2 separate regions of the Homo sapiens genome follow, and region 1 is linked to region 2. The links are chromatin loops, found by intact Hi-C in ENCODE. Cell type or tissue: K562. All regions are shown on one strand. Each heading gives the region's core, and the rest is flanking DNA. Links, peaks and the distances in the headings are about the cores only.

Evidence for each region. Peaks named below come from ENCODE experiments on the same cell type or tissue, not always from the same donor. Only the 100,000 strongest peaks of a DNase experiment are listed, where the experiment ranks them.
Region 1: a loop joins it to region 2, with 4 times the contacts of the local background. A loop is called at or near these places in 13 of 110 quality-filtered maps.

What each region holds. Positions count from the first base shown.
Region 1 is chr7:155,802,887-155,808,210 of GRCh38, forward strand. It overlaps SHH (sonic hedgehog signaling molecule), which reads right to left. Exons shown (of 3, transcript NM_000193.4): 2 at 3,410-3,671; 3 at 1-840. The coding sequence ends at 14. Among named protein-coding and RNA genes, the nearest start is that of SHH, 6.9 kb to the right of the region's middle. RefSeq lists a silencer at 2,194-2,373 and enhancers at 2,280-3,249, 3,250-4,218. In K562, for the core only: CTCF peaks have their summits at 2,277 and 2,731; DNase peaks (open chromatin) are centred at 2,275, 2,735 and 3,044; H3K4me3 peaks cover 1,147 bases; H3K27me3 peaks cover 3,301 bases.
Region 2 is chr7:156,647,011-156,652,381 of GRCh38, forward strand. All of the region lies in intron 3 of RNF32 (ring finger protein 32), which reads left to right. Among named protein-coding and RNA genes, the nearest start is that of RNF32, 8.9 kb to the left of the region's middle. RefSeq lists a silencer at 4,069-4,288. In K562, for the core only: a CTCF peak has its summit at 3,225 (motif pointing right); a DNase peak (open chromatin) is centred at 3,231.

The DNA of each region.
Region 1 (5,324 bases), core at 1-5,000, 840 kb before region 2:
CGGCCCCCCGGCTTCAGCTGGACTTGACCGCCATGCCCAGCGGGTGCAGGGCCTCGCTGTCCAGGAGCCAGGTGCCTATTTGGTAGAGCAGCTGCGAGTACCAGTGGATGCCCGCGGTGGCCCCCGCACCCGGAGCGTCGGCAGCACCTGGAGCGGTTAGGGCTACTCTGCCGCCGCCGCCCCCGCGGTCCCCGCCGCCGCTGTCCCCGCCGCGGTCCGTGCGCGCGGGCGCCAGTGCAGCCAGGAGCGCGTGCGCCAGGCGGAAGGGCGCGAAGGCCCGGTGCGCCCAGCTGTGCTCCTCGATGACCGCGTAGCACGAGGCCAGCACCCGGTTGATGAGAATGGTGCCCTGGGCCGTGAGCGGCGCGTAGGCGCCCGCGGCCTCCTCGCTTAGGGTCACGCTGTGCACAGCGGCGGGCAGGAGCCGGCGGTCCCCGTCACGCTCGGCCACCACGTACACGCGCTGGCCCGGGCGCACGCGGCTGGCGAACAGCGCCCGAGGCCCCAGTGCGCCCCCGGAAGGCGGCCCCGAGCCCGAGGACGCCTCGGGCTCCCCGGTGGCCGAGTCGTTGTGCGGCGCCACAAAGAGCAGGTGCGCGGCGGTGAGCAGCAGGCGCTCGCGCGGCTCCCGCGTCTCGATCACGTAGAAGACCTTCTTGGCGCCGTCGTCGCGGTCCAGGAAAGTGAGGAAGTCGCTGTAGAGCAGCCGGCCCTGGTCGTCCGCCGCCAGCACGCGGTCCCCGGGGCTCAGGTCCTTCACCAGCTTGGTGCCGCCCTGCTCCAGGTGCACCGTGGCCGAGCCCGGGAAGCAGCCTCCCGATTTGGCCGCCACCGAGTTCTCTGCGGGTGAGGAGAAGGGAAAGAAGAGAGGACAGGGCATTGAGTTCCGAGAGGGAGGCGCGTCTCGGGGAGGAGGGCGCACGCTTGGTGCCCGCGCTCCTAGGCCAGGGGTGCGCAAGGCGCGGGGCGGGGCGATTGATTCCAGGCGGGTCCCGCACACACCTCCCTCCCCCAACCCCACTGCCCCAGGGACAGGATTCCGACACATTCCTTAACGACTCTCTAAGTCTGGGCTGGCGGTCACAGAGGTTGGCTGGCGTTTCCTGCAGAGGCCGGTGACACTCTTTCCTTCCGCCTTCCTCCAACCCCACCCCCAGCTCCGCACACACCCGGCCTCGCCGCGAATCCATCCAGAGGGTGTTTGCTCTGCACTTGGATTCCTCAGGAAGCCTCCTTGAGCTCCCGCGGGCGCCGGGCGCACCCTCCTTCCCTCCCGCCCCGGCGCGGGGCGCGGCGCCTGCTCGCGCACTCAGCACCCGGGCTGCGCGGCGGAAACCCCTGGCCCGCCTGCCCGCCTGCCCGCCTGCCCGCAGCACCCTGCCGCGCCTCGGCGTGGGCCTGCGGAGGGGCGGGGGCGGGGAGTGAAAAATAGCTGCAGTAGTTGTAGCAACTGGACAAACATTCCAGAGATTGGCCGAGGTGTGAAAATCCGAGGCTTGTGTGGATTTTCTAATTAAAATCCAATAAAGGGCCCAGCATTGTCATTGTGATTTCTGGGATAAACAGGAGACACTCTTGGAAGGGGACACTTCCATTTTCTCCCCTCCCTGTTCTCAGCTCACTCTCTCCCCAGCTCGCGGGCCTCCCCCTCCCTATTTGCTCAGGTGCAACCCCCCCCCACCCCGTGTGCAATTCACAAGCACTATTTGCACAGCCAGGCCTCTCTTCCAAGCACTCAAGATGTGTATTTGAATTTTAAATGGCGGGGCCTGTTCGGAGCGCTGGAAGCGCCGGGTCTCAAGGCCCCTTGACTACCCGCTTTCTCGAGCCCTCTGTCGCTCTCTGAGGCTCACTGTCCCCAGGACAATAATTGAAGTTGGGGCGGAGCGCAGGGGGCCGGGGAGGAGGGCGGGGAGGGCCGTCTTCTTTGCATTCCAATCTCCGGGATCATGCTTTTTGCAAATAGAGATTGCCAGAAAGAATCTTCCTGCTGGAATTACAGGGGGCTTTTAATCTTCTCATCGGTTTCTCTGGCATGAAGTGCGGGGCTGGCCGTTGGAGGCCCTCCGTAGCCCCCCGGAATGCGACCCCGGGCGCTGGCGAGCCCGAGTCGTCGAGTCGCACGGCCCGGCTTGACACGCTGCGCCCCGCGCCCCCGCCCGTGTGCTCAGAATGCCAATGAGCGGCTCCCGCGCCGCGGCTCCGCTCTCCCGGCGCGATCCGGGGGATGGATTAGCGCTGCTCACTTGGGAGGAGGCCTCCGGAGACCCCCGCTAGGGGGACCCCGCGGGCAGGGAGCCGGGGAGGAGGTTTTGCGCAGGGGGCGCCCTGGGCCCAGGGGCCGCCGCCGAGCCCGCGAGGTGGGGGCGCCGCCTCCTGCCTGCCTGCAGCCGGGAGCTCTCCGGGCCGCACACCCGCCCCTGCCGCCCCCGCTCCACGCCTTTGCTTTCTGTGGGGACGAGAAGCCACTCTAGCCTTTACCTACAAGTGTGCCTTGACACCTTAACAGTGTTTTCCTACTAACATAGTGCCATTAACATGGAATTTAGGAGACAAGTAGGGAAGCCTGGAAGGGGGTTGAGGAAGGCAGAGTTTCCCCGAAATTCACCGTGAACGGCTTTGCTAAACGTGCCAATTTATGCGGGCGGAGAAGAGCGCTGTGCACACAGCCTCGGGCCGGAGGTTTGCGTGCGCGCGATGGCGCCTCCTCCACGGCTGTTCCTCGCCGGCAACAGCGTGTGGCGTTGCAGGCCCAGAGAAGACAGCCTCGCGCCGACTCGGGCCGGCGTTTCGGGGCCTGCCCGCCGCCCAGGGCGTCCCGGCCCGGCTCCCAGTAGGAACGCAGGCTCCGGGCGCGCCGCCTCCAGATGCTGGAGGTGGTTGCCCCTGGGTTTACTGCCGCCCACCAGGCCTCTCCCCAAAGGCAGCTTAGGATCCACGGGCGCCCGGCGGGGAGGAGCCAGGACGCGGGCTCCGGGGCAGGATAGACACCCCTGCGCTTGGGATAGCGGGTGGGGGCGGTTGGTTCTTAAGCCCTAAACGAGAGGAAGGAGCTCGCCCAGACCTGGCTAACCGCGCAGGGCTGTCTTCCCTCGCCTGGAAGGGCCTAGCGCCCCTCCCCCAGTCACGCTTTCCCACCCCCTGCAGTGGGGGCTCCAGAAGCGGGCAGGAAGCCACAGGACCCCATCTCGGGGCATGGAGAACCTTGGGCTCTGTGGCCTCAAAGGTAGGGGTGATTTCGAGGGGCCGGCACCTCACAGGGCAGGTTCCACCGCGGAAACGCAGTCATCGCCCAGCGACCCTGCTCCTGGCCCTCAGCCTCCCCCCAGGTTTCTTTTTCTCTTGAATCAAGCCGAGGTGCGCCAATGGCCTTCCTTGGGTCGGATCCGGGGGGCCAGGGCCAGCTTACCTGCTTTCACCGAGCAGTGGATATGTGCCTTGGACTCGTAGTACACCCAGTCGAAGCCGGCCTCCACCGCCAGGCGGGCCAGCATGCCGTACTTGCTGCGGTCGCGGTCAGACGTGGTGATGTCCACTGCGCGGCCCTCGTAGTGCAGAGACTCCTCTGAGTGGTGGCCATCTTCGTCCCAGCCCTCGGTCACCCGCAGTTTCACTCCTGGCCACTGGTTCATCACCGAGATGGCCAAAGCGTTCAACTTGTCCTTACACCTCTGCGAAGACAAGGGGACCCCCACCGACGGACACGTTAGCCTGGGCAACCGCCACCCCTCCCGGCCCCTCCATCAGCCTGCCCTGCCCAGTCTCAAGGCGCGAGGGCCATGCGGAGAGGTGGGGAGACGGGGGTTGGAATGGCCCAGACACACCGAAGAGCCGGGCCCTGGGCTGGGGAAGAGGGACAGCATTTGCGGAGGAGCGTGGAGGAGCACGTCCTCTCAGGGTAGAGCTGGGGGCCTTTCTCCAGGTCCTGAAACAGCCGATGCTCCTAGCGAGGCCTAAGAAGCAAATAAAGTTTCTCTGAAACAAGTGACCTGCATGTTTAAGACATCAACTACAGGACCCTCCAGGGGCACCCTCTGGGATACCCGCCCCGCCCCCACGTTGCCCTCCACTTCTAGCCCCCCTTCTGGGGCCCCTTTCTCCACCTGCGCAGCCTCCACCTTCTCCCCGCGTAGAATCCCTCACAGCAGGCCTGACAGAGACCTGGGCGCAAGTTCCCAGAAATAAAGAAAAATGCACTGCGCACTGCTTGGAGAATTGAAGGCCTTGCATTTATTTACCTCAGGCCCTAACCCTATCCGAGGCAGAGGGGAGGCGAGAAGCCGCTGGCGGGGCTGCGCGGTGGGCGGGAGCCTGGGTGGCAGGCGGCTAGGTGAGTTGCCACTTGCAGCACAGGCCGGGGCCGGGACAGACATTCTTTATCTGGACAGCCACATTCTTTTTGCCCGTCGAACCCTTTTCTGCCTGGCTTTTCTGTGGTCTGATTGTGTTTCTTGTTTTCTTTAACCTGTTCCCTTCCTCCGCTCTTGTGTTCTTGGCCCCAGCATAGAATGGCGTCCAGCAAGTTTGAAGAGCAAACTGAAGAGGTGGAGGGAGGGGGAGGGGTTTGAGAGGAGGGGGAGGGGAGACAGGAAGGCCTGAGGTCTCGGAGTCCTCCGCCTGGGGAGTTTCCCAGGAAGTTGCCTGGGAGGAGGCAGGAAACACTGACTAGGCAGATGCAGACGGGGTTACCTGGGATTCAGATTGTGGGGGTTCCCCTGGAATTCTGGGGTCACCCTCAGATAAGGATGCGACAGAAAGCAGTTGAATCCACTGTGTGTGTTTGTGGGGGCACTGACTTGCTTCCTGGATGTTTACCCTGCTGCTGCTGGTGGGACATGGGATTTAAAGAGGGGGAACTGGCACAGATGACGATGGTGGCATCCCCCAAGAAGCTGCGCCAAGTGGAGGCCGAGGGGCAATTTCAAGGTGACTTCTGCAGAGGGCGGGGCTGACCTCTAACCTCCTCCAGTCTGGAAGGATGCTCTGCTTGGAGTCTGGTTGTCGCCATGGAGGGACAGCTTCTATCCAGGGCCCTAACTGTAGCGTGGGTTGGGGGGACTCTTTCGAGAGGGTGGGGCGAGGACGCTGGCCCCACTGCTGCGGCGCTTTAAGGGGACGTGACAAATTGCGCAACAGGAAAAGTCCTGTGTATCTGGCAGCAATAAAACCCAGTAATATGGTTGTAGAGTTCAACATGCAACAACTGGGGGTGGGGTAGGGCTGGGGGCCGCCCTGGTAACAGGTCAGTGCCTGCATGTTTGTGGGCCTGCCAGCAGTTAAAAAAAAAAGTCGGAAGGGCAGAGTTTGAGTGAGGTCATCTTGAG
Region 2 (5,371 bases), core at 186-5,185:
CCAGCTAATTTTTGTAGTTTTAGTAGAGATGGGGTTTTGCCATGTTGGCCAGGCTGGTCTTAAACTCCTGACCTCAGGTAATCCACCCGCCTCAGCCTCCCAAAGTGTTGGGATTAAAGGCGTGAGTCACCATGCCTGGCCTGTTTTTTTTTAATTTTTTGTTTGTTTTTTGTGTGTGTTTCTTCTTTTTTATTTATTTTTATTTCAATAGCTTTTGTGGTACAAGTGGTTTTTGGTTACATGGATGAATTATATAGTGGTGAATTCTGAGATTTTAGTGCCACCACCAGAGTAGCCTACCCTGTACCTAACGTGCAGTCTTTTTATCCCACACCCTCCCACCCTCCGCCTCCTGAGTCTCCAATGTCCATTATACCACTGTGTATGCCTTTGCATACTCGTATCTTAGCTTCCACTTATAAGTGAGAACATACAACATGAGTTACTTCACTTGGAATAATGACCTCCAGTTCCATCCAAGCTGCTGCAAAGGACATTTTTTCATTCTTTTTTGTGGCTGAGTAGTATTCCATGGTGTATATATACCACATTTTCTTTATCCACTCATTGGTTCATGGGCACTTAGGTTGGTTCCGTATCTTTGCAGTTGTGAATTGGGCTGCAATAAACATACGTATGCATGCATCTTTTTCATATAATGACTTCTTTTCCTTTGGGTAGACACCCAGTAGTGGGATTGCTGGATCGAGGGATAGATCCACTTTTAGTTATTCAAGGAGTCTTCATACTGTTCTCCATAGAGGTTGTACTAATTTACATTCCCACCAGCAGTGTATAAGCATTCTCCTTGCACCACATCAACGCCAACATCTGTTGTTTTGTGACTTTTTAGTAATGGTCATTCTTGCAGGAATAAGGTGGTATCTCACTGTGGTTTTAATTTGCATTTCCCTGATGACGAGTGACGACCATTTTTTCATGTTTGTTGGCCATCTGCATATCTTCTTTTGGGAAATATCTGTTCGTATCATTTGCCCTCTTTTTGATGGGATTATTTGTTTTTTTTTTTTCTTGCTGATTTGTTTGAGTTCCTCGTAGGTTCTGGATACTAGTCCTTTGCTGAGAATTCTTCATACTGTTTTTACAACCTTTTGTAAATCTGAAATTATTTTAAACCGAAAAGTTAGAAATATGATTTTTTATTGATAGGCATGGAAAATAGGTTTGGTTGAGGATGGCGTGTCTTGGCGCAGGTCAGATGGATCTGGAGGTGCTGGAAGATCTGTGTGTTGGAGTCACACAAGGTGGAGGGGACCTGTTTCCACAGCGACGCCAGGGGAGATATTTGATGCTGTCTTCCTCTGAACTTCTGCTAACAAGCTCGATGTCTTCTAGAAAACAGCATGGCTCATGAACGTGTTGAGACTTGGAATAATGTCGTACAGTAGTTTAGTGAAGATCTTCTGTTGTACCTGTATGGTTTATGTAGATGACCAAATAGTTTCATCATAATCAATCTTAAGAGTTTTATCAGGAAAAATTTAAATTAGATATAAAGAGGAACGTCCCAATTTGGAAAATAAGTAAAGTTATTAAGGAAAATAGATGAGACCTTTTTTCAGGACCTCTTTATGGAAAAAATCTTGATTGTGCGTATTAGTTACTAATGACATTGAACCATATGCTCTTTACTGTCTATACATAATATTCCACTTGGATTTCTGTCTTTTCTTGCTGATTTACTGGAGTTCTTTGCATATTCTACATAGTAATCTCTTGTTGATTTAGCCACTGAAAATATCTTCTGTTCTTTTACCATCTTTTAAATTATATCTATTGTTTTATATTGAATACAATTTTCATTCTGATTAATGTTAAATCCATTGTTTTGTTTTGTTTTGTTTTTTTCACTTTATTGCTGTTTGGGAGAGACTTTAGATATACTTCACCATTCTGAGAGTGCAAAGATTTTCCTACATTTTCTTTATTTACCTTTAACCTTTTACCTTTCACATTTAGATGTCACCACAGTTTGTTTTGCTTATGATACTGGGAAAATCGACGAGATTAAAGCGTGTTTTGTTCTCTCCTTCCAAGGCTTCTGCTTCTATGTCAGTATTGCACTGTTTTGATTAATAGAGTCTTGCAATATGTCTTAATAGCTGCTAGGAAAAGACGTTTCCTCTTTTTTTTTTTCCTAAAACTGCCTCATTTTCTACATAAAATTCTGCTGGAGATTTTTTTTGAATTGGATTTATAGATCGGGGAAATACTGTATTTACAGTGTTATCATCTGATCCACAAATATGGTAGCATCTCACACCATTTAGGTCTTTTTGTCTCTGATTCCTAGGGGTTTTCTGAGTAAGTTGATCTCTGCAGTGATTCTTATTGTCTGTGCCTCTCTACTTTTATGCCCCTTCTTTTTTTTCCCTGCTTTTTTTTTAATCTGGCCAGGATCTCCTGAGCTGTGGTGAATACGAGTAGTAATACCTAGCATTTCTGTCTCGTTCCTTAGCCTAACACGTTTCATTTACTTACTTATGTGATGTTTGCCCTTTGTTTATTGTTGTTTTGTGTTGTTTGTTGGCCTTTATCTAATTATAAAATTTCCCTTTTAGCCAGTTGCTACAGGTTTTTAAACTCATTAATAGGTGTACTTTTTTAAATGCTTTTTTTCCTGCAACTTTTTAGATGAGCGTGTTTGTTGTGGGTTTTCTCCTTGAGTTTGTTTGTGCCGTAAATTACAGTGACAGACTCTGATGTTGAATCTTCGTGCATAGCTTGAATAAACCCTACTTGCCCACGGTGTTTTTCACATTCACTGTTGCATTCTGATAACTAATTCTCGTTTACGATGTTTGACGTTTAACCATGGATTACCCTGGACTATGATTGTCCTTGTCTGGTTTTATTATCAAAGCCATATAAGCTTCACCAAATAAGTTGGGCAGTGTTCCCTCTTTTTCAGGATTCTGGAATAACAGAAAATAGGGATGATATGTTCCTTAAAAGTTTGGGGAAACTCACTTGTAAAATCATCTGGGCCTGAGGCTTTTTTTCCTTTAAGCGGGGTGAGGAGAGGTGATGGGTTAGGATGCATTTGGCTGCAAATATACAAGCAACACACTGAAAGTGATGTAAAGCTTAATGGTGTGTGTCATTGTTCACAGCAGTTCTGGTTTGGTGGCTTATTGATGTTTGCCGGGACCAGCCTCCTTCCGGTGCTGCCGTCGGGAGGTGCTGCCCCGTGCATGGACACAAGAGGGTGCACAGCCCCAGGGTCAGTCCTCAACAACAAGGGAGGAGCCAGAAAGGCAGGGGAGAAAGCTCCCAACAGACCTTCCTTCCGCTTCACCTGAGACGGTCACATGCCCATTGATAGTCTAAAAATTGGCAAAGGGTAGCAAGACTTCCACGACATGCTTAGATCCATCAAGAGACCTCTGTGAGGCTGAGCCCATTTCCACTGACGCGCAGTGGGGTTCTAAAGGCAAGATGGGTGCTGGACGTGCTATTGATTTTAAACATTATTACATTGTGGCCAGAGAGCACAGCAGTTTGCTGAAATCTGTCAATACAATTTACCTATTCTCCCTCCCGTTCTAAGGTCTTGATTAGTTTATAAATATAAGGCCAGGTTTGCATGATGGGGAGATGTGGATGTTTGAAGTTGAGGCAGTTGACATTGACCATAGCAGAGTCTGGATTGTACAGCAAGTGCCCACCCAAGTCTAAGAGGAAGGGTGGTGCTGGGGGCCCTGTCTCTCCCTGCTCCCACACCTTGAGCCAAAGGCAAAGAGCTGCCCTGAGGCAGCGCCCCTCCTCCGCAACCTCAGTCTCAGCCTCTTCAGTCTTACTGTTCATTTGTTTCTCTGCAGGCCAGGTGCTCTCTCACTAATGGCCATCTGCACATCCTTTTCCTCCATCTAGAAAACCTCCCCCTTCACCTGCTGCTGTTACTCTTAACCCTGCGGGTCTCCATTTAATGCCACTTTGGTCAAGTAACCTTCTCTGGGGTCACAGCCCCATGCATCCTGCACACCATTCTCCATAGCGTTCATCACACTTGTAGCTGCTTGATTCTTATCAGAAGATCCATGGGCATAGTTTTAGAAGTAAAATTGTTCTATGAGGATTATAACAGAAAGTGTAGCATTCCCCTGACCCATTTTGGGCATTACTCTAAGGCAGCCATTTTCAAATCCTTTGGTTCATTCTTCTGGTATTATTTTTAATATTTCTTTTTTTTTTTTTTTTGACACACAGTCTTGCTCTGATGCCCAGGCTGGAGTGCGGTGGCACAATCTCGGCTCACTGCAACCTCCACCTCCCGGGTTCAAGCGATTCTCGTGCCTGAGCCTCCTGAGTAGCTGGGATTACAGGTGTGTGCCACCACACCTGGCTAATTTTTGTATTTTTAGTAGAGACGGGGTTTCACCATGTTGGCCAGGCTGGTCTCGAACTCCTGACTTCAGGTGATCCACCCACCTCGGCCTCCCAAAGTGCTGAGATTACAGGCGTGAGCCACCATGCCCAGCCATATTTTTAATAATTCTAAATAACATGTCTACGCTGCTGTTTTGTTAATTTTCAGTTCTGGATATCTCTTCTTACTGCAGAAGATCGAGATTTAGCATATTGTTTTCATAACTTGTGGTTAGACTAATAACATTCAGTGTTTACTCTGTTACAATTCCGTGACTTCACTCACAGCTGAGCAATGTGGTGTTCTATATTACAGTTTCCTTCTCAGACATTTTTCTATTCTACCTGAAGTTCTGTCTCATTTTTTCACATTTTAGTTTCCTCTATCATCACTCATCACTGATTCATCCCTAAAATCTCCTCCAGAAATACATTATCTCAATACATTAAAATATACCAGGGCACTTTATCAATGGGGACGTTGCTTCTGGAATCCTCCGTGGTCCCCTCCCCCGGCCCCTCCCCGGGCTCCCTCTTGAGCAGCATCCCGGGACCCTGGGCTCTCTCCTTGGATTCTGTCTCCCTGGACCTCATGGCGGCCTCCTCCTTGGTTTCTTCCCTCGTAGTGGCGACGCTTCTCTGTCAGTAGCTCCCTGGAGGAGTGCGGAGGAGACCCACACAGAAGCTCACATGTGTAACAATGTCTTTGCTCTTTTCTCACATTTGATTGATAGCTAATAAGGAATCTTGATATGGAAATCTTTCCTTCCTCCGAATTTTGAAGGAATTGTCTTCTCCTGTCTGTTGTGCTGTGGATGAGTCTGATGCAGTTCTGATTCCTGATCCTTTTTTGAGGCCTGTTTTTTTGAGTCTGCTTTCTGTCTCCGAGATTCTCACAGTGACGGGATTCGATGTTCTGAGTACTTACTGGGCCCTCTCAAACCAGAAGCTCATGTCCTTTGCTTCTGGGAGATGTTTTGGA